Linked DNA regions of Homo sapiens: region 1 is linked to region 2. A link is a contact called in ENCODE Hi-C or POLR2A ChIA-PET data. All regions are on one chromosome and are shown on one strand. Each heading gives the region's core, a stretch centred on a gene start or an enhancer-like site at or near the end of the contact. The rest is flanking DNA. Distances are from core to core; before and after follow the strand shown. Region 1 has its middle 18 kb from the start of DUSP2. Region 2 holds the start of ZNF2 (zinc finger protein 2).

Region 1 (5,152 bases), core at 1,211-3,710, 1.0 Mb before region 2:
TTTTTGTTTTTTAAGAGGAAAGAGACAGAAAGATTTGCTAATATGGGGGTAGCCAGTATACTCCGTTTTTACTCAATAGTGTCATGTTGCTTTCCCTACATTATTTTTTTTTTATTTTTTATTTTTTAGATAGAGTCTTGTTCCATCACCCAGGCTGGAGTTCAGTGGCACAATCTCGTCTCACTGCAACCTCCACCTCCCAGGCTCAAACAATTCTCCTGCCTCAGCCTCCTAAATAATGGGATTAAAGGCATGTGCCACCACTCTCAGCTAATTTTTGTATTCTTAGTAGAGACAGGGTTTCACCATGTTGGCCAGGCTAGTCTCAAACTCCTGGCCTCAAGTGATCCACCTGCCTTGGCCTCCCAAAGTGCTAGGAATACAGGAGTGAGCCACCATGCCTGGTCAATATTATCTGCCTTTTATTTTTTATTTTTATTTAGTTTTTCCAATCTGGATGGTATAAAAGGGATATCTCAGTTATAATTTTGATTTCTCTAGTTACTATGGAGTTAAATATTTCTTGTCATACTTGTTAACCATTGGGATTTCCCTTGCATGAATTGCCTATTATAACTATAATCCTTTTTTATTTTTTTTTCTTAGAGACTGAATCTCACTCTGTCACCCAGGCTGGAGTGCAGTGGCCCCATCTTGGCTCACTGCAACCTCTGCCTTCCGGGTTCAAGCAGTTCTCCTGACTCAGCCTCCCGAGTAGCTGGGAGGGACTACAGGCACCTGCCACCATGCCTGGTTAATTTTTTATTTTTATTTTTTGTATTTTTGGTAGAGACGGGGTTTCACCATGTTGGCCAGGCTGGTCTCGAACTCCTGACCTCAGGTGTTCTACCCACCCTGGCCTCCCAAAGTGCTGGGATTACAAGCATAAGCCACTACGTCCGGTCGACTATATCCATTTTTATGTTGATATTTTTCCTGTAGTTCCCCTGGTTTTCTTCTTGATTTGTAAAAATTCCTTGTATATGCCAAAATATAATTTCATAATAGTTTATTTTATTTATGAAATTATAAATAGGGTCCATGGGAGTGGAGTGAACAGCGTACATGTCACTAACTGTCTGAAGGTTGAGGAGAAACTCAGGACCTAGGTGGTGGTGGGGTGGCCACCACCATTTAATAGACTGGAAAATAGGATGGAAGTTGGGGGTGTGGTGGAACAGGGCCACAGGGAGTGGGTTTTCACCAGTCGAAAAGTGGGCAGAGCCCTTCGGATGCGGCCGACTGGCTGTCATGCAGCTGCGGTGCCTGGAGAACTCAAGATCTCCTCCATCGACATGGCAGAGGATGAGCAAGTGGGAAAATCGCACAGGGCTTTTTATTGCCTGAGTCTGGAGGTGGTGTTTCATTGGCTGGAGTAAGTCACATGGCTCTGCCAAGTGTGAGAGGTCTGTGTAGGGTAAGCCTCTGCGTCTGGTAGGGAGGAGGTTGGGACCAGCGACTACCAGTCATATTCACTGCAGGATGTGTGCTGCGGTCTCCGGTCTCCTGGGGGCAGGCCCGGCCTTACAGCCCATCCCTGGACCCACCTCGGGAGGGGAAAAACTGCAGGGCTCTGGGAGCGCCGCCACCAGGGAAGGGCTGCTGGGATCAGCCGGGAAGGAGGAAGGGAAGGGGGAGAGGGGCTTGGGTCCCTTGATGCTGCCTGAGGAGGGCTGGTGGACACTGCCTGGGGCTCCCTGCCAGGCCCTATTGGGCTAACAGTAGGCTTTTGTTTTCAGTAAGGGACCTCCCCTCCTGCCTTTCGTTCTGAGGGCATTGCAAAGGGCTCAGAGAGGGGCAGCTCCACATAGGAACTGTGATGGGTTATGAGCAACGCATTTCTGTCTTCTGCCATCTTTTCTGTGTGTTCCAAATTTCCTAGTGTTGGGGGATTTCTGGGATAATTAGGGAAAATAACAAATGTGTGATAGACTTGTGCAGGGTGGTGTGGTAGGTGAGGCTCCGGCCCAGAGTGAGGGCTCCTTCCCCTGACATGGGCATCTCCAGGGCCTCCCTGCCCATCCCATGGGCATCCTTATTCCTGGCTCACAGCAGTGGGGTCACCTCCCCAGGGTTCCCACTTAGTAGCTGAGGAAAGTGGGGCTCAGCTGGCTTGCGGGCCCTGCCTGAGGCCACATGGTGTGCCTCCGGATGCTGGGCTGGCCGTCTCACTCCTTCCCCTCTGCCTTAGTGCTGGCCTAGGCTGAGGCTGCCCGGGAGACCACATTAGACACATTTGAAACCGTCTGTCTCTTCAGGAGAGCAGACTCAGATGTAAATTCCTTCAGCCCCCAAGGAGCTAAAAATAAGAGGCCTGTGCCCCTACAGCAACCCAGGAAAGGCCACGTGAAAACCCAGCAGCTGGGGGCGGAGGCTGGGGGCGCGGGGCCCAGCAGTGTTGGAGGGGTGGAAACAGGATGTGAGCAGAGAGGGGGCTGTGAGAAGCAAGGTGACACCCAGCAGAGGCGGCCACCTGGTACAGCATGTTCTGAGCCACGGAAAAAGACCCTGGGCTGCGTGGGAGCCCTTACATCCTGCTTGGAGACAGGCCTCCCCCATTTGGCCTGGCTGTTGGCCAGGGCAGAATCTGACCCCTGCACTGGGATGGTGGGCAAGAGAAGGACAGGATGTTGCCTTTCAGAGAGATGGGGATCAAACCTTAATAAGGGCTCCCGGCTCCCCCAGGGAGGCCTGGTACCTACCCAAGGCCACCAATGGAGAAACAGGGTAAATAGCTCACCAGCTGTCCATCAGCCAACACTGCAGGCCAGGCCTGAGCCAGGTGTGGGGAAAGCGAACCCGCCAAGGCCCACTCGCTGGCTTCAGGGAGGCACCAGTATTGGGTGGGTGCCTTGATGAGGCCTGTGAAGGCCAGAGGCGAGCCCAAGCTCTGGGAGGCTCTGGGAGAAGCCCTTGATTCAGCCTGGGGATCTGGGAAGCCTTCCTGGAGGAAGCGAAACCTGAGGGGTCTCAAGGATGGGCAGGGGAGGGGTGGGTGAAGCCATTCCGGGCAGGTCGGCCAGCACAGGGCGCAGAGGAAACCCCCGGCCTGAGTGGTGTGGTCAATGTCACCGGGGCCTTTGTGCCCACCTAGCCTGAGCCTGCCCCCCTTGGCCTGCTCAGGGCTTTTCCTGAGATCCCTCCTCTCTGAGGTCTGCAGCCTCCCCTCTGGCCCATCATTCTCTTTCCTTGTCAGGTCCATGGCTCCCCCACACCTTCAGCCAGCCTCGGGGTCCTCCTTCACAGTCCAGACCACAGTCAAGTCTCACTTAGTGGAAGGCTTGTCCCCCCACTTCCCCAGCAGCCCCAACTGAGGGGTGCCACGAGGCTCACTGAGTCACCATCCCCTTCTGGTGGTTCAACGCTTTTTCCTTGATTTGTAACCAGACTTTTTGTCCTAGAGCTTTTCATACACATTTATGTTCATGTAGAATGTAGGCCGGGTGCGGTGGCTCACGCCTGTAATCCCAGCACTTTGGGAGGTCGAGACAGATTGCTTGAGCCCACGAGACCAGCCTGGGCAACACGGTGAAACTCCATCTCTACCAAAAATACAAAAAATTAGCCGGGTGTGGTGATGTGCGCCTGTGGTCCCAGTTACCCAGGAGGTTGAGGTGGGAGGATGGCTTGTGTCCGGGAGGTTGAGGCTGCAGTGAGCTGTGATCGCACCACTGCCCTCTAGCCTGGGTGACAGAGCTGTCTAAAAAAGAAAAAAAAAAAAAAACTGAAACAAAACAAACCAAAAAACAAACAAGAATGTACAGCTTTCTCTTTTTTGTTTTTATTGAAATGGGATCATACTATACGAACTTATTTTGCAACTCACTTGTCTTCACTGTATCTTGAAGCTTGTTCTAGATCAGTGTGTGTAGATTTACCTCATTATTTGTTTTTACAGATACTTGATAGAAGTGTAAAAACTTTGTATTCCATTTTTCCTCCCAATACAGACAATGCTGCCTTGGAAATCTTTGGACAAGTTTCTTCACCCAGAAGAGAGGTTGCAGGGTTGAAGAGCATGTGCTTTAAACATTTGGATAGGTTCTGTCAAATTGCTTTCTTTAAACACACGTTATCAACCAACTTACACTCCCACCAAAAGAGCACAAGTTCACTCATTCACCACCCTTCCCAGTATTTGAATGTTTGCCAACCTGATGGGTGGATCATCGCGCTGCCTTGTTTCAGTGGGTAGAGCATGGCTTTTGTGGATTACTGGAGATTTGCATTTCTTGGTCTGTGAATTCTGTGTTGTTATTCTTTGCCCCTTTCCTGTTGTGTTGTTTGACTTTTTCTTATTTGTTTTTGGAGGCCTCACATCTTTACTCACTTTCTTCACACTCTCTGTCCTCTTTTCCTGTTGGGCTTTTCTCCATAACCACCATCTGACGTACGATGTGTTTATTTCTTTATTGCTTGTCCTCCCCACCCCATTACAATGTAAGAACCAAGAGGGCAGAGATTTTGTCATTTGTCCATGTGAAGGTTTCCAGTACCTGAGACAATGCCTGGTGCCTAATAGGCACCCTCCAATTAACTGCTGGATGAATGAATGAATGAATAATATTTTATCTGTCACTTGCTTTCAAATATTTTCTTTCTTTCTTTTTTTTTTTTTGAGATGGAGTTTTGCTTTTGTTGCCCAGGCTGGAGTGCAGTGGCACAATCTCGGCTCACTGCAACCTCTGCCACCTGGGTTCAAGCAATTCTCCTGCCTCAGCCTCCCGAGTAGCTGGGATTACAGGCACGTGCAACCACATCTGGCTAATTTTTGTATTTTTTAAGAAGAGACGAGGTTTCGCCATGTTGGTCAGGCTGGTCTTGAACTCCTGACCTCAGGTGATCCGCCTGTCTTGGCCTCCCAAAGTGCTGGGATTAGAGGCATGAGCCACCGCGCCCAGCCTGTTTCTAAGTATTTTCTCCATGTTTGTCACTCACCCTTTACTTTTGTTTGTGGTGAGTTTGAGCATACAGAAACTTTTAAAAAATTTTAAGTTTATTTTGTTTTTTTTCTCTCCAACTTTTATTTTAGGTTCAGAGGGTATGTGTGCAAGCTTGTGACATGGGTAAATTGCACGTTATGGGGGTTTGGTGTACAGATTTTTTCGTCACCCCAGTAATAAGGATAGTACTAGACAGGTAGTTTTTCGAC
Region 2 (4,774 bases), core at 487-2,986:
ATTATCTCTATTTCTTTCTTTTTTTTTTTTTTTTTTTTTGAGACTGAGTCTCGCTCTGTCACCCAGGCTGGAGTGCAGTGGCGCAATCTTGGCTCACTGCAAGCTCCGCCTGCCGGGTTCATGCCATTCTCCTGCCTCAGCCTCCCGAGTAGCCGGGACTACAGGCGCCCGCCACCACGCCCGGCTAATTTTTTGTATTTTTTTAGTAGAGACGGGGTTTCACCGTGTTAGCCAGGATGGTCTCGATCTCCTGACCTCGTGATCCGCCCGCCTCAGACTCCCAAAGTGCTGGGACTTACAGGCGTGAGCCACTGTGCCCGGCCATATTATCTATTTCTCTGTAGCTTTTCACTGTTCGGACAAGCTTCTGCTTATTCAAGTGGTTACTGTAACTGCTATGATACTGCACTAGCTTTTCTTCCAACCACTAAAATTGCTGTCTTTCTGTGACTCTTTTTCCCCACTTTTGCCCTGGAAACATGGATGCTGCCCATAGCTCAGTCTTTGTACTTTCTTCGTTTTTGCCATCCCTCAGAAAGTCCATCCACATTCAGGGCTCCATTTTCAAACTCTACAGATGTCCATGTCCTGTAATTGTATTGTAATTTTACAATACAACTGTATTGCATTCTTCCAGACTCATCCTGCATTTCCAAATGACTGCAAACCTTAAATCAGGCGTTCCACCATCACCTCAAAACTATCTTCCTTTAGGCAATTCCACACATCAACGCCTCTTCCTGGCTTTACATTTGTATCAGATGTTTTATTGTTCTCCCAGGTGTCCCAAATTCAAACTCTTACCTCACTCTCTTTCCTCCCAAATCTAGTCACCAGGCCCTTTTGACTCTTCTTTTGCAGTGTCATCTGTATCCTTCCCTTTCACTACCACCACCATAATTCAAGTCCACAACATCTTACTCCAAAACTACCATACATTCCTAAGTAGCTCTCTGCTACTGGTCCTTTCCCCTCTCTAGTCCTGAATGTGACCTCTAGAATAACTGTCTCCAAATAGTTTCATTCGTGTCAGTCCCTGGATCACACCTATATAAGCCACCTTGCCTACTGAGTCTTGTCCTGATTCTCTGAGTCCCGGGCCCTGGCTCCCAGCGTACCTTTTCTTCAACCTTGTCTACCACTGTTCCTGCATTTCTGTAAAAACTATCTCCAGCTCAAATCTGCCTAACGCTTAGCTGCTTCTTTCGTGGTTTTTGTTTTGTTGTTGTTGTTTTTCTTTCACGTCAAATCCCACCTCCTCCATGAAGCCCTCCAGCACTCGTGCGGAGGCCCAGGGCAGGGAGCTAAATGAGGCAATCTGAGGCGCTGTCTGGCAAAGACGGAGCGGCAGCATCCTAGATTTGGTGTCAATTCCACCCACGTTCATTAAGCACCCATTATGGGAAGAAGAAACGGGAGAGGCGGAGGAAGACTCCAAACCTCCAACCTTAAAGTCCGGGACCGACATACAATGGGTGCCCAGACCCCACGGGACACACGCACACACGGGGGTGGATGCACAACTTTCCGTCCGCACCGAGACGTCGCGACACACGCTCTGCAGGCTGGCCTCGCCCGTGTCACCCCGTTTTGCTCCCACAGCACCTCCCCAAAGTTCTCATGTCCCCTCTCTCGGCTGCTGCGCTCACTCCGCTCCTTGAAGACACACACCCACAACCCTCACCTCCGGCACAGAGTGCTCGGGACCCGGGAAGACGGCGCCTCTTCAGGTCGGGAAACCAACGCGCCTGCGCACAGGGTCCTGGCGACTGCGCTCCCAATCAATGCGGGGCCTTCGCAAGGACTTCATCTCCCAGAAGTCTCGGCGTCCGGTGCGCTTTAATATGACGTCCGAAAATGTGTGCAAACGCCGGCTTCCCGTGGCTGAACAGGATCCAAAATGGCAGCGCTGTCGCCTTAGCTGGGAGAGCGAGCCGTTGTGGCTGTTTGGGAGACTTATGGTCACCCTGAAGTACTGCCTGCCTCTAGTGTCGCGTCCCTCCAGTATCCGATGGGAGCGCCGTCCGCAGGGAATGTGTCTCTCTGATCATGGTGCCTCGTGTCCAGCTCTGGGGAAGACCGAGACGAAATCGAGTCAGCTGGCGTTGGGAGAGGGCTTATTTCCGCTTCCGCTTGCCCACTTTCAGGAATTTGATTCTGAGAGCAGGGCTGCGGTTCCAGGCAGGGTTTGTACACATATTTGCGTTGGAAGGAGAGAGGAGCCTAGGACACATATGTATTAACTGTGCAGCTGGTCCGACTCCCGACAGCTTCAGCGCACACCAGCCAGCCTTGGAGTTGCTGGAACGGCCCTGGCTGCAAGCTGGAATCACCCGGAGAGCTTTCGACATTGATGCCTGAGGCCCAGCTGTGGAGCGACAGTTTGAAAAGAGCTGCAGGTGACTCTAATGTGCAGCTAAAGCTAGGAACCACTGAGCTACATCTCAGGGAAGACTGAAAATTACAAAGAATATGATAAAATCTTACTTCAGGAACAAAGCTACGTTTTTCCAGGTTAATTTATTAGTGGTTTGGGTTTTTTTTAAGTTTTTGTGGGTACACAGTAGGTGTGAACATTTATGGGCCACCTGAGATATTTTGACACAGGCATGCAATAAGTAATAATCTCATCAGGACAAATGGGATATCCATCACCTCAAGCATTTGTCCTTTGTGTTACAAACGATCCAGTTATATTCTTTTAGTTACTTTAAAATATACAATATTATTGGCTGTAATTACTCTGATGTGCTATCAAATACTAGTTATACTATTTCTTATTCTATTTTTTGTACCCATTAACTATCCCCACTTCCCCACCCCGCCAACCCTTCCCAGTCTGTTAACCATCCTTCTACTCTCCATCTCCATAAGACTACACTTTCATTCAAAAAATCCAAATTGCTCACCATAAGCAAGGCACAGTTACAAATATGAGTAAGTTACTGCCCCAAATGAACTCTTGGTCCAATGGAAAAAATCAGAATGTAAAATCACAATAGAGGCAGTATGTTCTATAATTATGTCACATTCAACATACTATGAGAGTACAATGGAGGAAGCTATTAACTATGGCCGGGAAAGGTGGGAAAGGATTCCTTTCACTGGTATACTTAAATACTTAAGAAAAAAAAAGTGTGATCTAAACAGTGAATAGTACATGCAAAGGCATAGTCTAGAGGATAAAAGTGAAAATAATTAGTAGCAAAATGAATGCCTTGTGGATGAGGTTTAGGGGCCAATAACTATCTTGAGGTAAGGCCAGGTTGTGGCTGCCTTTGTGTTGTACTAAGGGGTTTGGACCTTCCTAGGAGATTAGAGCTTGATTAAAGTCACAACATCCATAAGAGAAATACTTTTTTTTTTTTGTTCCCTTCTGTGTGGTGGTTTTTATTATTTAGCCTTATACTGAGGGTGGAAACTGGGGTCCTGAAAGTGTTTCCTTCTAGAATATTCCCCACCCACTGGCAGGCCCTAGGCTTTGTCTTTACCGCTTCCAGGTAGCTGCCAAAGTGGAAGTTTATGTGCTCTAGGATTTAGCAGTCTAAAAGTCAGGTTTGTTGCTCGATTCTCAGAATTCTAGCTCTCACTTTATTTATTTTTTGAGACAGGCTCTGGCTGTGTCAGCCAGGCCAGAATGCAGTGGCATGCTCTCAGCTCACTGCAACCTCCACCTCCTGGGCTCACGTAGTCCTCCCATCTCAGCCTCAAGAGTAGCTGGGACTACAGGCATGCACCACCATGTCTGGCTACTTTTTGTATTTTTTTGTAGACATGGGGTTTTACCATGTTGCCCAGGCTGGTTTCAAACTCGGGCTCAAGCAATCCACCCTCTTCGGCCTCCCAGAGTGCTAGGATTATAGGCATGAGCCACTGCACCTGGCCCATTTCACTTTATTTTTTTAAATGTTTACAAATTCCTCACTTTCATGCCTGCTCATCAGTGTGTTTATAAAGATGTTTGCAATTTTTCAGCATTTTTAGTTTTTTTATTAAGAGGGCTGTTTAGGCCATCTAATCGGCCATGTTACTGGGAAGATTAAGAGAATTTTAACTGATATTCTCAAAAGAGTTAGGAGGAGCATATGGAAGCTAAGCAGCCAAGAAGTGACATACATCCATCTTTTTAGAGTAAAACAGGTATCTCTTGGGCCCAGAAGCTTGTAGGCTCTGCCAAATTGCAGGATGTTATGGCCGTCTGATGCTGTTTAACCACTCCAAACTTAGTGGCTGAAAACAACAATTTTATTAGGCCAACATGTTCTGTGGGTCGGGAACTTGGATGGGCACAACAGGGATGGGCACACAGGGATATCATTTGGATATCCTCTCCAAATCTCATGTTGAGATGTAAACCCCAGTGTTGGAGATGGGGCCTGGTGGGAGGTATTTGGGTGATGGGGGCAGATCCCTCATGGCTTGGTGCCGTCCTTGCAATAGTGAGTACTCCTGAGATCTGGTTGTTTACGTGTGTGACACCTTCCTGCCCTCCCCAACTCTGTTTTGTTCCTGCTTTCACCATGCAAAGTGCAAACTCCCACTTCACCTTCCACAGTGAGTGAAAGCTCCCTGAGGCCTCCCCAGTAGCCAAACAGATGCCGTTGCCATGCTTCCTGTACAGCCAGCAGAACCAAGAGCCAAGGAAACCTCTTTTCTTTATAAATTACCCAGTTTCAGGTATTTCTTTATAGCAGTGCAAAATGGCCTAACACAGCTCGTTTCTGCTTCACAATTTCTGGATCCTCAATTGGGAGGACTATATCTGGCACCCAGA

The links. A loop is a pair of places that touch in the nucleus more often than their neighbours do. ChIA-PET counts read pairs that join two places held with the same protein, here RNA polymerase II (POLR2A). Pooled maps may share reads with other maps.
Region 1: a loop to region 2 is called in a pooled map, with 10 times the contacts of the local background. The contact joins the enhancer-like site here to the promoter of ZNF2 in region 2. A Hi-C loop is called at or near these places in 1 of 37 single-sample maps with no recorded cell type and 6 of 50 pooled maps. POLR2A ChIA-PET finds 5 or more read pairs at or near these places in 1 of 52 experiments (MCF 10A).

Annotation. Positions count from the first base shown.
Region 1 is chr2:96,161,204-96,166,355 of GRCh38, reverse strand. No RefSeq gene overlaps it. Among named protein-coding and RNA genes, the nearest start is that of DUSP2, 18 kb to the right of the region's middle. RefSeq lists enhancers at 1,209-1,288, 1,549-1,598, 2,479-2,758. Within about 2 kb of position 2,460, at least 10 of the 41 ENCODE cell types and tissues checked have a DNase peak (open chromatin) inside an H3K27ac peak, as active enhancers do.
Region 2 is chr2:95,162,771-95,167,544 of GRCh38, reverse strand. ZNF2 (zinc finger protein 2) reads right to left here and starts at 1,736. Exons shown (of 5, transcript NM_021088.4): 1 at 1,685-1,736. RefSeq lists enhancers at 1,620-2,049, 1,477-2,111, 2,112-2,748.